Regions from separate parts of the Homo sapiens genome. Here all the other regions are linked to region 1. Evidence: chromatin contacts called from ENCODE Hi-C or POLR2A ChIA-PET data. All regions are on one chromosome and are shown on one strand. Each heading gives the region's core, a stretch centred on a gene start or an enhancer-like site at or near the end of the contact. The rest is flanking DNA. Distances are from core to core; before and after follow the strand shown.

Region 1 (3,323 bases), core at 360-2,859:
TTCCCTCTGACCTCTAGATTATTAAATTTGAAGTAGAGAACAGTGTTTTTATTTTATGATTTATTGCAGTTTACACAACTTTAGAGAAACATGGGTTTGATTTGTCCAATATCTTGGTAGACAATTCTTAAATGGAAATTATTTTTAAATAAAAAATTTTCACAACTGTGTTTTTCTTGTTAAAATTTTTCAGACCCCTGAGAAGGATTGTTTTTTTGAGACGGTGTCTCACGCTGTCACCCAGGCTGGAGTGCAGTGGCAGGATCTTGACTCACTGCAAGCTCCGCCTCCCGGGTTCATATCATTCTCCTGCCTCAGCCTCCCAAGTAGCTGGGCTACAGGCTCCCGCCACCACGCCTGGCTAATTTTTTTGTATTTTTTAGTAGAGATGGGGTTTCACTGTGTTAGCCAGGATGGTCTCGATCTCCTGACCTCATGATCCGCCCGCCTCGGCCTCCCAAGAAAGATTTTAAGAAAATTTTTACTGTGGTGGAAACTCTGAGCTTTTTAGTAGTGGCTAAGTCCACCAGGTTTTTTGACACCATATCATATGCTTCTCTACCAAATTTATCAGTAATATTTTTATATCTAGAAATGTTTATCTGTACAATTTACTAATTCATATGTTACTGGTGCTGTTTTAGAAGTGTAGTCAGTTACTGGTATCATGGAAAGTATTGAGAAAGTTCTTTAAACTTCGATCTAATTATAATTAGACTTTTTTTCCCCCACTATGATTCTGCAGTAGAAACTTTTTACTACTTTTCTGCTCATTTAAAATTTTTCTATTTCTGTCTTCATTGTGTTAAACCTTTTTAAATCTGTATTTATTTCATGATTTGAAAGTGAACTCTGAAAATATTTTATTACTTGTTAATAGAGGATTACCTTAGTGATTAAATTTGGTAAGGCAAGTTCTAACATGTTCTGACAGACTTGTCATAGAGTTATTTGCCTCTTTTTTTTTTTTTTTTAATTTTAAATGTGAGTTTAACTTTTCAGGGTTTATCTCTAGCTTACTAGCAGAATAAGTATTTAATATTTATAAAGATTTTTTTAACCCTGTTTACATTTGTCTTTTCGTATTCTCTTTTACAGTAGTAGACAAAAACAGTTACAGATGTTCTTAGTATGAGGATAAGAAACTGAAAGAAGAACTATTTAAGAGTTTGATTAACCAGCTTGACAGTTAGCTTAAAAGACCAACTTTCACAGCAATTCACACATTGTTAAACCTTTTTTTTTTTTCCTAAATAAATAGCTACTGCTGGCCATATGTGGGACCAGGCAGAGGATAGATGAATAAGTACTAATAAATAACTATCCTTGGTCTATTAGGAGTAGTAGTAAAAGTACTGAACTACTTTGAGAGGCCGAGGCGGGTCAGGAGTTAGAGACCAGCCTGGCCCAACATGGTGAAACCCCAACTCTACTGAAAATACAAAAATTAGCCGGGCATGGTGGCACATACCTGTAATCCCAGCTACTAGCGGGGCTGAGGCAGGAGGATCACTTGAACCTGGGAGGCGGAAGTTGCAGTGAACCGAGATCGTGCCACTGCACTCCAGCCTGGGCAACAGAGCGAGACTCTGTCTCAAAAAAAAAAAAAAAGAAGTATGAAACTACTGGACTTTAAAGCAAACATGTTATTAAAAGCTCCCTTAAACTTTGTAATAGAACCAGAGGACTTTTGTATTTATATTTATACTAAGCTTTCAGAGTTGAATGTGACCCAAAGGTTAGTTTTAGAATTTGTTCTCAAACACCTGTTTACTCATAGTTACAAATGAAACATTAGATAGGAATGATAAAATAACAATTTTTAAGTTGTTTCTTTCCTTGGGTGCACCATTGATTTTGCCTAGAACCCATTTATCCTAGCTTGCTTTTCTGTAACATAATGACTATTAAAAATATTTACTAAACTTTTTCTTGCAGGTAAATTAAGTAGTAAGAGTTAAGTTGTTTTTTGGACTTAATTTTCACATTTGTTTTTATTTTAACTTTTTATTTGATTTGTTTGTAATGCCACTCCCTGAGTAATGAAACTATTTAGCGCACTTTAAGAGACACCCCTTGACTTTGCATAGGTTTAGCTTCAATAGGAACTGTATTTTTGCATTGTGTGTCTTGACACCTTTGAGCATACTTTTATGTGCTGAATTTGATTTCTTATACATCATTTAACTATTTAGATATGTTGGTAGGGTGAAGAGGAAGAGGCACATCTTTGCCAAGATGGTGGAAGTAGTAATATCTGTGGTCTTGTAGGGCCAAGCATTTTGTTTGTTGGTGTCCTCGTGTCTTCTGGGCATGCAAAGAGCCCTAGGTCTTGAGTAAGCATTTGCAGGAGTTTTCCATGGAGGTCACCTGGTTGAGCTTTCCTTTTCTTGTGGCTTAGAAAGACTCCATCTCTCTCCAGTCCAACTCCTGGAGACCTGCCTGTCCTAGTTGATGTTTTAAAACTGGTGGTGCTTTTGTATTTTTTTATCCAGCCTTTATAGTTGTTGGCAGGGAAGTTGGTCTTAAAAGCTATTTATTTTCAGGACTAGAAGTGGAAATGAGTGGAATAGCATTGTGAGATAGATGTTATGTTACAAATGAAGTGCTTATGTTACAAATGAAGTTGGTTTATCAAGCTTACTGTATGGATGAAGTCAGATGCAGAACCAGCTGTGAAAAGGGGGGCATGAGGTGGGTCCCCACCATTGGCTCCTGTCTCTCACCACAGGTCCACCTAGCTTGTGAAAGTTTTTGCTCATTGCAGGCCTGCTTGGCCAAGGAATAGCAACCCTTGAGAGAGAACTGTAAATAGAGATTTAAAATGTGGTTTATCTCTGTGGTGATGAAACTCACATCCCTTTATGTAAACATAATGCTTGACTCACATTAGGCTTTCGAACATGTTTTTCAGAACATTTTATATTTAAAATGCCTGTTTTTGGCTTTAAAAAGGCAAGTAGAAAAAGCCACCAACTTTCTATCTCTGCTAAGGTCTCTTTAGTAGATAAGTGACTAATGTCAAACTCATACTACATTTTGGTCACTACATTTTGGTCAAAGCCTGGGATTAAGACATTTTAAAATCAGTCTTTAATTTTTTTTTTTTCTCTTTTGGAATGATTTTTAAAATCTTGTTCATACTTTGAGTTTGCTAGTTAGAGGTAACCGGAGCTGGGACTTTTAAAAAATCTTAAAAAATAGACACATAAAAATTAAAACCTCACAAGAATTTAAATGATATTAGAATCATATCATGTGCATATCACAAGTTTACTGTGAATATATGTGTGCATTTCTGTTTAACATATGCACACAAATAC
Region 2 (3,323 bases), core at 469-2,968, 2.4 Mb before region 1:
ACTTGCTTAAATTTCATAACATGTCTGCAAAAAGCTTTACTAACCGCTTCATCATGAGACACAGAAAAAAGAAACAAGACATTAAACTCCCGAGAATCATCTCTTTTATCAGTACTAATGAGTATTAAATTGTATTGAAAATACAATAAAACTGGACATTTTCAATAAATGAAGCTCCCACTGCCTCCTCTAAGTACGTACAGTGGAAACACATTAATAAGCAAACGTGGGAAAATGAGGATCTGCTTAAATGCAACACAGCCTGTAAAAATCAACCAAAAGTGAACACGACCTGCTAATAAAGGTGCCAGTGCAGTGCCTGGAAAGCTTTCTACTATCATGAATATTATATGGTTCTCAAGAATACCAGTCATCAGCACAAACTGTGAAACAAATTATTTATGGTTCAAGAAAAGGTAAAATAGTCTCAGAAGACTTCCCATGAATAAAAGATGAAATAGTGGAACTCAGTCTATAAAACAAGTGTTTGCAAACCAGTTTTCTTACAAGTCAAAATGAGAATCGCATTGAAAATTAAGAGGTCTAAAAAATACAAGTATTTCTAAATGAAATATTTTCATTGAGTATCAATTTGAAGGGAAAAACAAAATTAAAAAAAGCAGGAGCTAAGCTTCAAGCAATAACAGACTTGGTTTCGCCATGCATGAATATATGGCTCATCCACCAAGGACCCGGTCATCAGTCTGAATTCTTTAAAATACTGGCCATGCACTTCAGTCCAGGCTTTGTTTTCTTTTTCACCTTTGCCTTGCACGTATATTAATTCATGGACTATTATAGAAGAATGCATTATTTTAAAGGCACTTTAGTTCTCTGCATTCTTTAGGAAATCGTGGTTTTCTGCGGGTAGCATTAAGGTTGAGGGTATAAATATATACTGATATTTGTCCCCTAAGAAAGTATCAGATTCGAAATTTAAGTTTGCAGCCTCTTTTGTGGAGCAATGTAAGGAACTGCACTGGTTGTTTTACCTTTCGGTTTAAAAAGAAAAACAGGCATATTAGGGAATTCTTGAGCTGAACCACAGGGAAACTTGGGGTTGCTTCTGTTCACATTAAAATTAACATGAACTTCCAAGCTGTTGTCATGCCAAAGGTGTTTTATTCTGTACCTGCACATGCTTCCATGATTTTCTTCAGAGGCCCTTGAGTGTACATTAGTCCAACAAGAATCCCAGCCAGATGCCCAGCGAAGGAAGTCCTAGGAGGGAAGGAGACCCTTTGTGAGTGTTTGTTCTGCTGCTGATTAGAGACATTCTGTCTTCTCATTAGCCCAGTGCATGTCAAATAGTCACAGTCTGCAGGCTTTGTTCCACATCAAGTCTTTTATGCTAAGCAGCATTTAACTCAGTCCAAAGAACAACATCTCCTACCTTAAAAAAAAGTACAATGAATAACAACCACCACATGTTTAAAACGCAACACCCCTCCTTAACCAGGGGAAGTGGGTTGTCTCCTCCAGAGCAGTGGAAGCATTTGGTCAAGACAAGTCATTACATCGCTTTCCGTTTTTTTTCTGTACCTCTTATCACAAAACATAAATAAAATCAGTTTTCTCTGTTTGGCATTAAATCTGGAATTATCCAGCCATTGTGAGGGATGATGTCTATCTGTGTTATGGCAGGGCAGACTGCTGCAGTTTTCTACACCATGGATGAGTGAAGCAGAGAGCAAGTGAAACTCAGCAAAAGGAACTGAGATGCCCACCTGCATCCACCAAAGTTGTCTTCATGTGTATGTTTCAGTCACTCAGAACAAAGAAACATACATTTAAATTTCAAACTTGAAAGATGAGTTAGGGCATGAAAGTGTTTGCGTTAGGGCATGACAGTGGTTTAACTCTTCTTAAACTGGCATCTAAAACCAGCAATTACTTGTAAGATTTATTTTCAGAGGTCTACTTTGACCCAAGTGGCAACACTCTTTGTGGAGTTCCCTGGCTGAATGACCTCCCAACCAGCCTGAGTTTAAGAAATTACTGGCGATTCTCAAAAACCTCTGCTGTTACCACAAAGGGGGGGGTCCTACACAACGAGTTGTTCTTTAAGCACTTGACCTCAATTTCCAGCTGCCCGCCACCCTCTAGACACCCCCGCGCACACATGCACACATCCACTAGCACCTTAAACTAGACTTTTCTGGGGTGCCACTCCCACTTCCCGTTTGTAATGCCTCTCATACCCCTCCCAGCCTTCCCATTCCTACTGCCACAACCATGCTTACTGCCATCTGGACTATTTGGAAATGCCCAGTGTTGGGCACAGAGTGAACCCCAGATGAATGTGTGTTGAATGAATAAAATAAATGAAAGAAAATCATCCAGCTGGTCTCCCTGCAAGCCAGCTCTTGCTCTCCAGTGCATCCCACACACGGCCATCAGTTATCCTCCTGAGGCAGAAGGCAAGTGGTGTCATTGCCATCCTCTGAAATCCACTGGTTCTCACAGAATACTCCGGTGTGTGTTTAAGCCCTTCCAACACTTGGCCTTGCCCATCTCTGCAAAGTCAGAGGGTGGAGACCTCATCGTCTACTACCTCCATTCCCACATGCCCCACTGTCACATCCCCCAAGCACTCTCTGACCATAGGCTAAGCCAAACAGCACCTCTGTCAAAAAATGCCACCCCAGTTGAAGAGCCGTTCTTTCCTTCTCCTGCCTCCCCTCAGAGCTGAGGCTCCTACCTTATTCTGGCACGAAGCCAGTCTGCTGGTGGCACAGTACTTACACGTCTGCCTGCCTGTCCGTCTCTCTCTGTCACACACAAACTCCCTGAGGGCAGCAATGGTGTCTCATTCATACATTATACAAAATTAGAAGCTTAAAAAAAAAAAAAAGCCAAGCAAATGAACGCATTCCCACAGCCTGGAATAGTGACCTCTCATTCCAGAAGGTGGGAAACTGAAAGTTATGAAAGAGCCTGATGGAGACTCCAAGAACATAGCCTTTATGTGGCTTTTACATATGTATTCCAAACACCCAGGACAGGGCCAGGCACATGAGAGGCACTCAAGGATATGTTGAGTAAATGGCTCAAGTGTGCCAGGACCGTTTCACCAAGACCAACAGGAGGTAAGTTAAAACCACTAGATGTTCAGCTCAGGGTGCTTGCTGAGCCACGGCAATCACAGAGCTAAGAATCCGCCATTTGGTAACCTACACGAGACTCAGAGTCAAAACCAATACATTTCGCCTACTATGGCAGCAGCCTAGGGGAGATTCCCTGAAACACCACAAGCAAGATGGTTCTGAGTAATTTTCTTTGTCTCCAAGCTATGAAAAGACTCGCTGGCTCTCAGGAAAAGA
Region 3 (3,323 bases), core at 310-2,809, 2.3 Mb before region 1:
GTGATCCAAGATTGCACCATTGCACTCCAGCCTGGGTGGCAGAAAGAGACTGTCTCCAAACAAAGCTGAAGAGATCAGAAGGCCAAAGAATTAAAAACTACTCTTCAACATAAATACTAATGCTATTCTTAAAAATCCTACAACCACAATAGCATTAGTATGCACTGCTTTAACTTTTAACTGAATATCCTGCATCCAACAACCTTGACTACACAGAATTGAGAATCCCGAGGTAAACAAAATACCCTCTAAGCAGCAGTCCCAATATCCATGCGCTACAGCTCATATCTACCCCGCTGAAGAATCCTTCCAGCACAAACTATGTACTTATTTTATGCAGTTCTAATAAGTTACTTAATAACATCTTTGAGGGTTTTCTATGTGTTTTGTGTTAAACATTTTTCTTGCATCTTCATATTCCAGCCCTGTGAGGTAACATGTCCAAGTTTTTCCATCTAGGAATTACTTCAATTCAAATTCCATTATATGTGATTCCACAATGGGTGTTATCACTACGCCATTAATTCTCAAACTTTAGCGTCCAGGTGCATTGGTATCAACTGGAAGGCTTGTTAAAATATATTTCTGATTCAGTAAGTTTGGGATAAGACCCCAAAATGTGCATTTCCAAGAAGTTCCCAAGTGATGCTGATCCTAGCGTCCTGGGATTATTTAGAAACCAATGCACTTCTATTCTTCTTTGAAAGAATACTTGCTTTCCACAGCGACGGCAGGCCTGCAGCAAACCAGAAGCCTTTAAAGTTTATTAGAACTACCTCAAAAAGACACACAACTGTGAGAAATTAGATAAAGCCTTCTAATAAGCAATTTCAAAGAGAAAAAAGAAAAGCCTGGGAGTCACTGAGTGTACTGCAGAGACCCAAACACCTCGATAATTGAATCATAACTAGGCAGGCACTCATTCATTTTGACAGTAACGCTGAGTCTTCAAAAGAGTTTATGCTCAGTTTAGAAAAACAAATAAGGCTGTGATCCGTTTCTTGTAAACGTTTATCCAAAGGTTTTTAGGGGTTGGACAGAAAGGGTTTACTTTGGCGGATTTTTTGTCCTCTAATAAAAGTTATTACTGCGGTGAGGCTTAGACTTGTTCTGAGAAACTGAAAGCTGTCCCGAGAGCACCTGAAACTGCATGCTCTGTTGCTGATGCAACGTCACTTCAAACTTCCTGCTTTCAAAAGGAACCCTTTAAACTCGCTCAGCGCCAACCCCTTCCTCCGAGTGTGGGCACGTCGTTCCCGTGCGGTCCGGCGGAGATGCGGCAACTTCGACAAGACCCCAGGTGGAGTTACCCCAGGAAACGCCCTCCCCGCTCTCGGACTTGCCCCGGACGGGGAGGCTGTGCCTCCAGCCCCGCCATGCCTCCCTCGCCCTAGCCCCCCGGGAGGCGCCGACCTCCGCCCAGCAGCCCCAGCCCGGCCGCCAGCTCCCGCAGCCCGGGGAAACGGCGAGAGATGCCGCTCACAACCAACGACAGCAGCCGGACCAAACAGACGCGGAAACTCACGCTCTCTACGACCCGCCTGCGTCCCCACGTCTTCGCGCGCACGTGCGTCATCACGCACGTTCCCGATCCGGGGCGCCCCGGGTTCCTGGGGCCGGGTGCGGGAGGGGAGGGCCTTAAAGCGGACGGCTCGGCCGCGGCGCATGCTTAGTTGTGCGCGCCCGCGCTCTGCTGTCTGCAGACCGCGTGCGCCGGCAGTGGCTCTAAGGGGGCCGCGAGGGCACAGCGGGGCAGGACCGCGGCAGAGCGCAGTAAGGAGAGTGTGGACCCTCGCCCTGTCCTCTAAGCTCCATGTGAAATGTGGATAATATTCCTTACTGCCATAAATAGCCACTGGCCGCTGACTACGCGTAAGGCAAACAAGCGACCTGCGTTCAAGGGACCCGAAGACTAGGGGAGAAGCAGCGAGCGGGTCGCGGCCGCCTACCCAACGGACGCCTCTGCCCAGGTTCTCTGCCGGGAAGCTTCGTCCTTCCGGGCCCCAGCGCAGCCGGAGGCTGGGGAGCTGCTGCCTGGAAGGGTCAGATACCGCCTGTTAGGCGGAGGGTGGGAAAGACACTCTCCTGCTTCAGGAGCTATCGCAGACAACCGGAGGGCGGCTTATCGCAGAGTCCCAGAGCCAGCCAGCAAGGCAAGGTCGCGGGTGCACCTTTCACTCCCAGAAGCTTGGGTCTGGGACTGCACCACGCAACGTTTGCCCATTTTGAGGGCTTTAGGTGTTTCATATTTCAGTTAATAGAATTTCGATTAATACATAATTTGATACCATTTTAATTGTTTGCTACTCGGGAGCAAGTTTTATGTTTAGCTGTAGGAGTTAGGCTAAGTTAAATGTTGCAATGCTATATATATTTAATAGGATATGAAAAAACTATCTTACAGCCGGGCGCGGTAACTCACGCCTGTAATCCCCGCACTTTGGGAGGTCGAGGCAGGAGGATCGCTTGAGCTCAGGAGTTTGAGACCAGCCTGGACAACATAGTGAGACCTTGTCTCTATTTAAAAAACAACAACAGGCCTGGCGCGGTGGCCCACGCCTGTAATCCCAGCACTTTGGGAGGCTAAGGCGGGCGGATCACCGGAGGTCAGGAATTCAAAACCAGCCTGGCCAACATGGCGAAACCCTGTCTCTACTAAAAATACAAAAATTAGCCAGGCATGGTTGCGGGCGCCTGTAATCCCGGCTACTCGGGAGGCTGAGGCAGGGGAATCCTTGAACCCGGGAGGCAGAGGTTGCAGTGAGATCGCGTCCATGCACTCCAGCCTGGGCGACAGAGCATGACTCTATCTCAAAAAAAAAAAATCTTACTATTTGGTATGGAATTTTCTGATAGCTAGGGTAAAGATGCTCTTTTTCCAAGAAGGAATCCGAGTATCCGAATACAGGTGGTTTAGTGTTACTCTTTGTTTATTGGAAGTTGTAGCAGCTGTGTTTAGATAGTCTGCTAAAACAAAAACTGCCTAAACCAGAAGAGTTTATCTTTTGCCATTGTGTATTAAAACTCTTCATAGAAATATTTATTTTGGAGTTTGAAATTTAAGTGAAAATGTGGCTCATGCATAGGTGTGGGTGTACATATGACTTTCAAGTGACAAAGAAGATTCTTAGCAAATTGTACGTGTTCATTAAGACTCATAAGTTACCTCTTTCCTAGAAAAACAATATACTCCTCCAAAAGCTCAACTGACAATGAGAAACTGCATTTCTGGACATGAAAAGTCAAATGAATGCGGGGAAAAGTAAATTGCCTATAGAGGTATTTTCTGTATTTCCCTAGAGGGGGAAATGTGTAATTTCTCA
Region 4 (3,323 bases), core at 36-2,535, 2.2 Mb before region 1:
ATAGTATTGATTCTGTATTTGTTTTAGTGCAAGACTAGGTTGACTATTATAAGTGAAAGATCAAATGAAAGTATAGAACCATCATGGACAAGAAAAGAGGAGATGTGAATTTTATTCCCGATTCTGCCACCTCCTGGGAACTGTCATTCCTTGACCTGATTTTCTGGTTCACAAAATTGGAGATAGTAATATTGCCCCAGTCTGTCTTATAATGTTGTTTTGTGGATCAAATGAAATAACATATGAAAGTAAAATTGTAAGCTGTGAATTGCCTCTCATACACAGAGTTTGTCATGGTTTGAGTTATATCCCACCAACGCCCCTTTCACCCTTAGAACATAGGGGTGCTTTTGGTTTTTGTTCCTTCCTTATTAAAAATATTTTTTGAACTCAGCCAGCTTCCTAGATTTCTTGGCTGTAAGAGTATATCAAGATTGAGTGCCTGAAAAGATACAACAGTGTTGAGTCTCTTGTTCAGATATTTATTTTATGAAGTATGAGTATGGTGTACTGTTAAATTCTAGGAAACTGGGTTGCATTTATTAGCTTGGCATAGAAAAAGCAAAGTTCTACATGTGGGCTAAATTATGTTACAAGCTGTAAGTATAAATCAGGATTAATGGCTGAAATATATTTATTAAACTTTAAAAGGAGCTAGGTACATGCATTTTATAGTTCCTGTGGATTTAATTATATATAAAAACTTGAAAATAAAAGTATGACTGGGGAGTGCTGAATGTTTTCTTCTGTAGAATTCTTGACTCTACTCTTGAGTCTCAGCACTCTTTGACAGAGAGATCCAGTGCTGTGTGCTGTGCCAGGCAGAAGGCATGAGCATCTTAAAGAGATGGATTTATATATGTATATAAACATATATATAGATGTTTAAGTATATTATATGTATGTTTAAATATGTATTATATATATTCAAGAGACATATATACAACAATTTACATAATCCATGCTGTAAGGAAAGCAAAATAACGAAACTACTAAAATTCTAACTCCTGGCCTCTGGGTAATTATAAATCAGTAACTAACTGTGGTTCATGGCTCTCTGTAAAACTGTCCTATGAATTTCACCCTTCCTCCAACCTACTCCTTTGTTCCTCTCCTCATTTTCTATTTTGCTTTTCCTTGAGTGGTGGAGCCGAATGCTCTGAAGTAATTTTGGAACACAGTGAGCCTACTGAGCCACCGGACAGCCGGCTGATACCATGTGCTTGGGAACAGGAAAGGGGACCCAGCTATAAACTCCTCAGCAGCCATGCCATGCCCTATCACCGTCATCCTTCCCCAACACCTTCTGACCTTGATAAACACAGTCAGGACCAAGAATGTGCTCATATTTACATATACCACTCCCTCCCATAAAAATAGGGTAACCTTTAAAATCACAAACAACACAGCCCACACTACCAACGTTCTTCCGTCACTGACAGTGACAGGATCTAGCTAGTTCTCATGCTCCAAAAGTTATATATATATACATGAACTTTAAAGAGAGAGGGTCTCACTCTGATGCCCAGGCTGGAGTGCTGTGGCATCATCATAGCTTACCCCAAACTCTTGTGCTCAAGAGATCCTCCCACCTCAGCCTTCCAAAGAGTCCAGTTTATTGAGAAAAATATTCGAGTTAAAAGTATCCCTAAAGATAATAAAGCTCAGAATGTTCTTTCTACAGACAAATAGACTCAGGACCATACAGTGTAAGTAACTTGGTTAAGATGATACAGCTGTTACATGGTAGAGTTAGCAAACAAAAACAAAAATAAAAACCCTGATATTCTATCTCCAGGTTAATGTTTTCTCCCATGCTATACTACATCAGGTTGTACATGTGTAAAATGCTTTGTCTGTTTTGTATCTTTATATACAACATGTTGTACATATATGTTGCATATTCACATATATATGTGTCCAAAGACTGTATGTTATAGATGTCATTGTTCATTCATTTGATCCTCAAATATTTGTAAAGCCATTCACTATTTTGGCTTTACTATTTGCTGGGAATAGGGCTAGGAATAAGACTTCGTTTCCACACTTCTGAGCTTATGTTCTAGAGGGAGAAATAGGCACTAAACAGATCAAGTTAATTCAGATAGTGGTAAGTACTCTTAGGAAAAATTAGGCAGGGTGGAGGAGTTTATGAACAATGTATCATACTAAATTTATCAAAGAAGCTAAGTAGACCACACTCATATTTAGTTTTATTGTTTTTGAAGTTTCTTTTGAAAAATTCTATTGGGCAAGATGCCATTCAGCAATTCACACATGTTTGAGGGGAAAATCATAATTTATTAGAATAATTAAAGGCTTTAAAAGGTAGCTTGTTAAATGAAGTTTTCTCTTTCATATGTGGAGTGTTTGATTATTAGCCCTGCTTGAAAATACTTTCTGAACACTGGTAATCAATTGCCTGTATCTATGACATAGTCAACCCTAGTCATAAAGTTTTCAAAATGCATTCATGACTGCTAGGACTTTATTACTGCTCTTTTTTTTTCAACCTCCTATATCCTTTCTGGGAGAGGAGTAGATTTCCTAGTGCCTCCACTGCTTACCAGACAGGAGAGCAGTGAAACTGGGAGGCTACATTTTGTAAGACTTGAACGGCCATACTTTATATGGCAGTAAGGCGATCAATGGCTGATATGTCTCAACTAAGATGAATGTATACTTGTGATCAGTGAATGGACCGATAAATTCAGAAAAGTTGGAAGACTCCATTCCATTGGCTTATGACTAATTTTTATATGCACCTGTTTTTCTGGAGTCATAAATAGAAAGTTTTCTAGAGATAACGACAAGAGTAGTCCTTCCCTGTTATCTGCCTCATTCCTACTAAAACAATAGCTTTGTTAAACAACTTTGAGGTTATAATGATGGGTTGATAAGTTGTTGCTTTTCAAGTGAAAGTTAAGTTTCTAAGCCTCCCATGAAACGCGTCGGAAACCTAAAACAACATCTGCATGTCTAGATCTTCCATCCATGTCTGGTTGGCTGGAAGGACAGCCTCGAAATGGCTCTGTGGTTCCTTGGGGTGCTGCAGGCCTGCATTGCCTTGGTCTAGTCTTCCATAGATCTAATTGCTTTCTGAAGACACTCCGGGCAGTCTTGCAGCAGCTTCTGTTTCCTTGCCGGTCACTGATTATTTGAACCTGGACTGTCCTGAGTTCAGTGTCCATGTGTACTGCACTGCCAGTGACCATCTTTGGCAGGGCAAGGCTGATGGCCTTAGTTGTCTTCAGTTTCATCATCTGTTCATAACTCTTTTTTGACTCTGCTTAGTGGATTTTCATCTTTGGCATGTATTCCGT

What was found. Hi-C counts contacts between places; a loop is a spot of excess contacts on that map. ChIA-PET counts read pairs that join two places held with the same protein, here RNA polymerase II (POLR2A). Pooled maps may share reads with other maps.
Region 2: a map of OCI-LY7 shows a loop between it and region 1 (15-fold over the local background). The contact joins two enhancer-like sites. A Hi-C loop is called at or near these places in 1 of 168 maps with a recorded cell type or tissue (OCI-LY7), 2 of 37 single-sample maps with no recorded cell type and 5 of 50 pooled maps. POLR2A ChIA-PET finds 5 or more read pairs at or near these places in 2 of 52 experiments (OCI-LY7 and activated B cell).
Region 3: a pooled map shows a loop between it and region 1 (20-fold over the local background). The contact joins the promoter of RHBDD1 here to the enhancer-like site in region 1. A Hi-C loop is called at or near these places in 5 of 37 single-sample maps with no recorded cell type and 10 of 50 pooled maps. POLR2A ChIA-PET finds 5 or more read pairs at or near these places in 1 of 52 experiments (OCI-LY7).
Region 4: a loop to region 1 is called in a map with no recorded cell type, with 13 times the contacts of the local background. The contact joins two enhancer-like sites. A Hi-C loop is called at or near these places in 3 of 37 single-sample maps with no recorded cell type and 4 of 50 pooled maps. POLR2A ChIA-PET finds 5 or more read pairs at or near these places in 1 of 52 experiments (T-cell).

The regions. Positions count from the first base shown.
Region 1 is chr2:224,519,722-224,523,044 of GRCh38, reverse strand. The region is part of intron 3 of CUL3 (cullin 3); the gene reads left to right. Among named protein-coding and RNA genes, the nearest start is that of CUL3, 64 kb to the left of the region's middle. RefSeq lists a silencer at 1,318-1,387. Within about 2 kb of position 1,609, at least 5 of the 41 ENCODE cell types and tissues checked have a DNase peak (open chromatin) inside an H3K27ac peak, as active enhancers do; they include OCI-LY7, where a contact is called at or near this core.
Region 2 is chr2:226,904,691-226,908,013 of GRCh38, reverse strand. It overlaps RHBDD1 (rhomboid domain containing 1), which reads right to left. Exons shown (of 9, transcript NM_001167608.3): 6 at 1,133-1,221. Among named protein-coding and RNA genes, the nearest start is that of RHBDD1, 70 kb to the right of the region's middle. RefSeq lists a silencer at 3,018-3,167. Within about 2 kb of position 1,718, at least 3 of the 41 ENCODE cell types and tissues checked have a DNase peak (open chromatin) inside an H3K27ac peak, as active enhancers do; they include OCI-LY7, where a contact is called at or near this core.
Region 3 is chr2:226,834,290-226,837,612 of GRCh38, reverse strand. It overlaps RHBDD1 (rhomboid domain containing 1), which reads right to left and starts at 1,559. Exons shown (of 9, transcript NM_001167608.3): 1 at 1,526-1,559. RefSeq lists enhancers at 1,047-1,196, 2,037-2,106, 1,946-2,240 and a silencer at 1,247-1,776.
Region 4 is chr2:226,769,198-226,772,520 of GRCh38, reverse strand. The region is part of intron 1 of IRS1 (insulin receptor substrate 1); the gene reads left to right. Among named protein-coding and RNA genes, the nearest start is that of IRS1, 29 kb to the left of the region's middle. Within about 2 kb of position 1,285, at least 8 of the 41 ENCODE cell types and tissues checked have a DNase peak (open chromatin) inside an H3K27ac peak, as active enhancers do.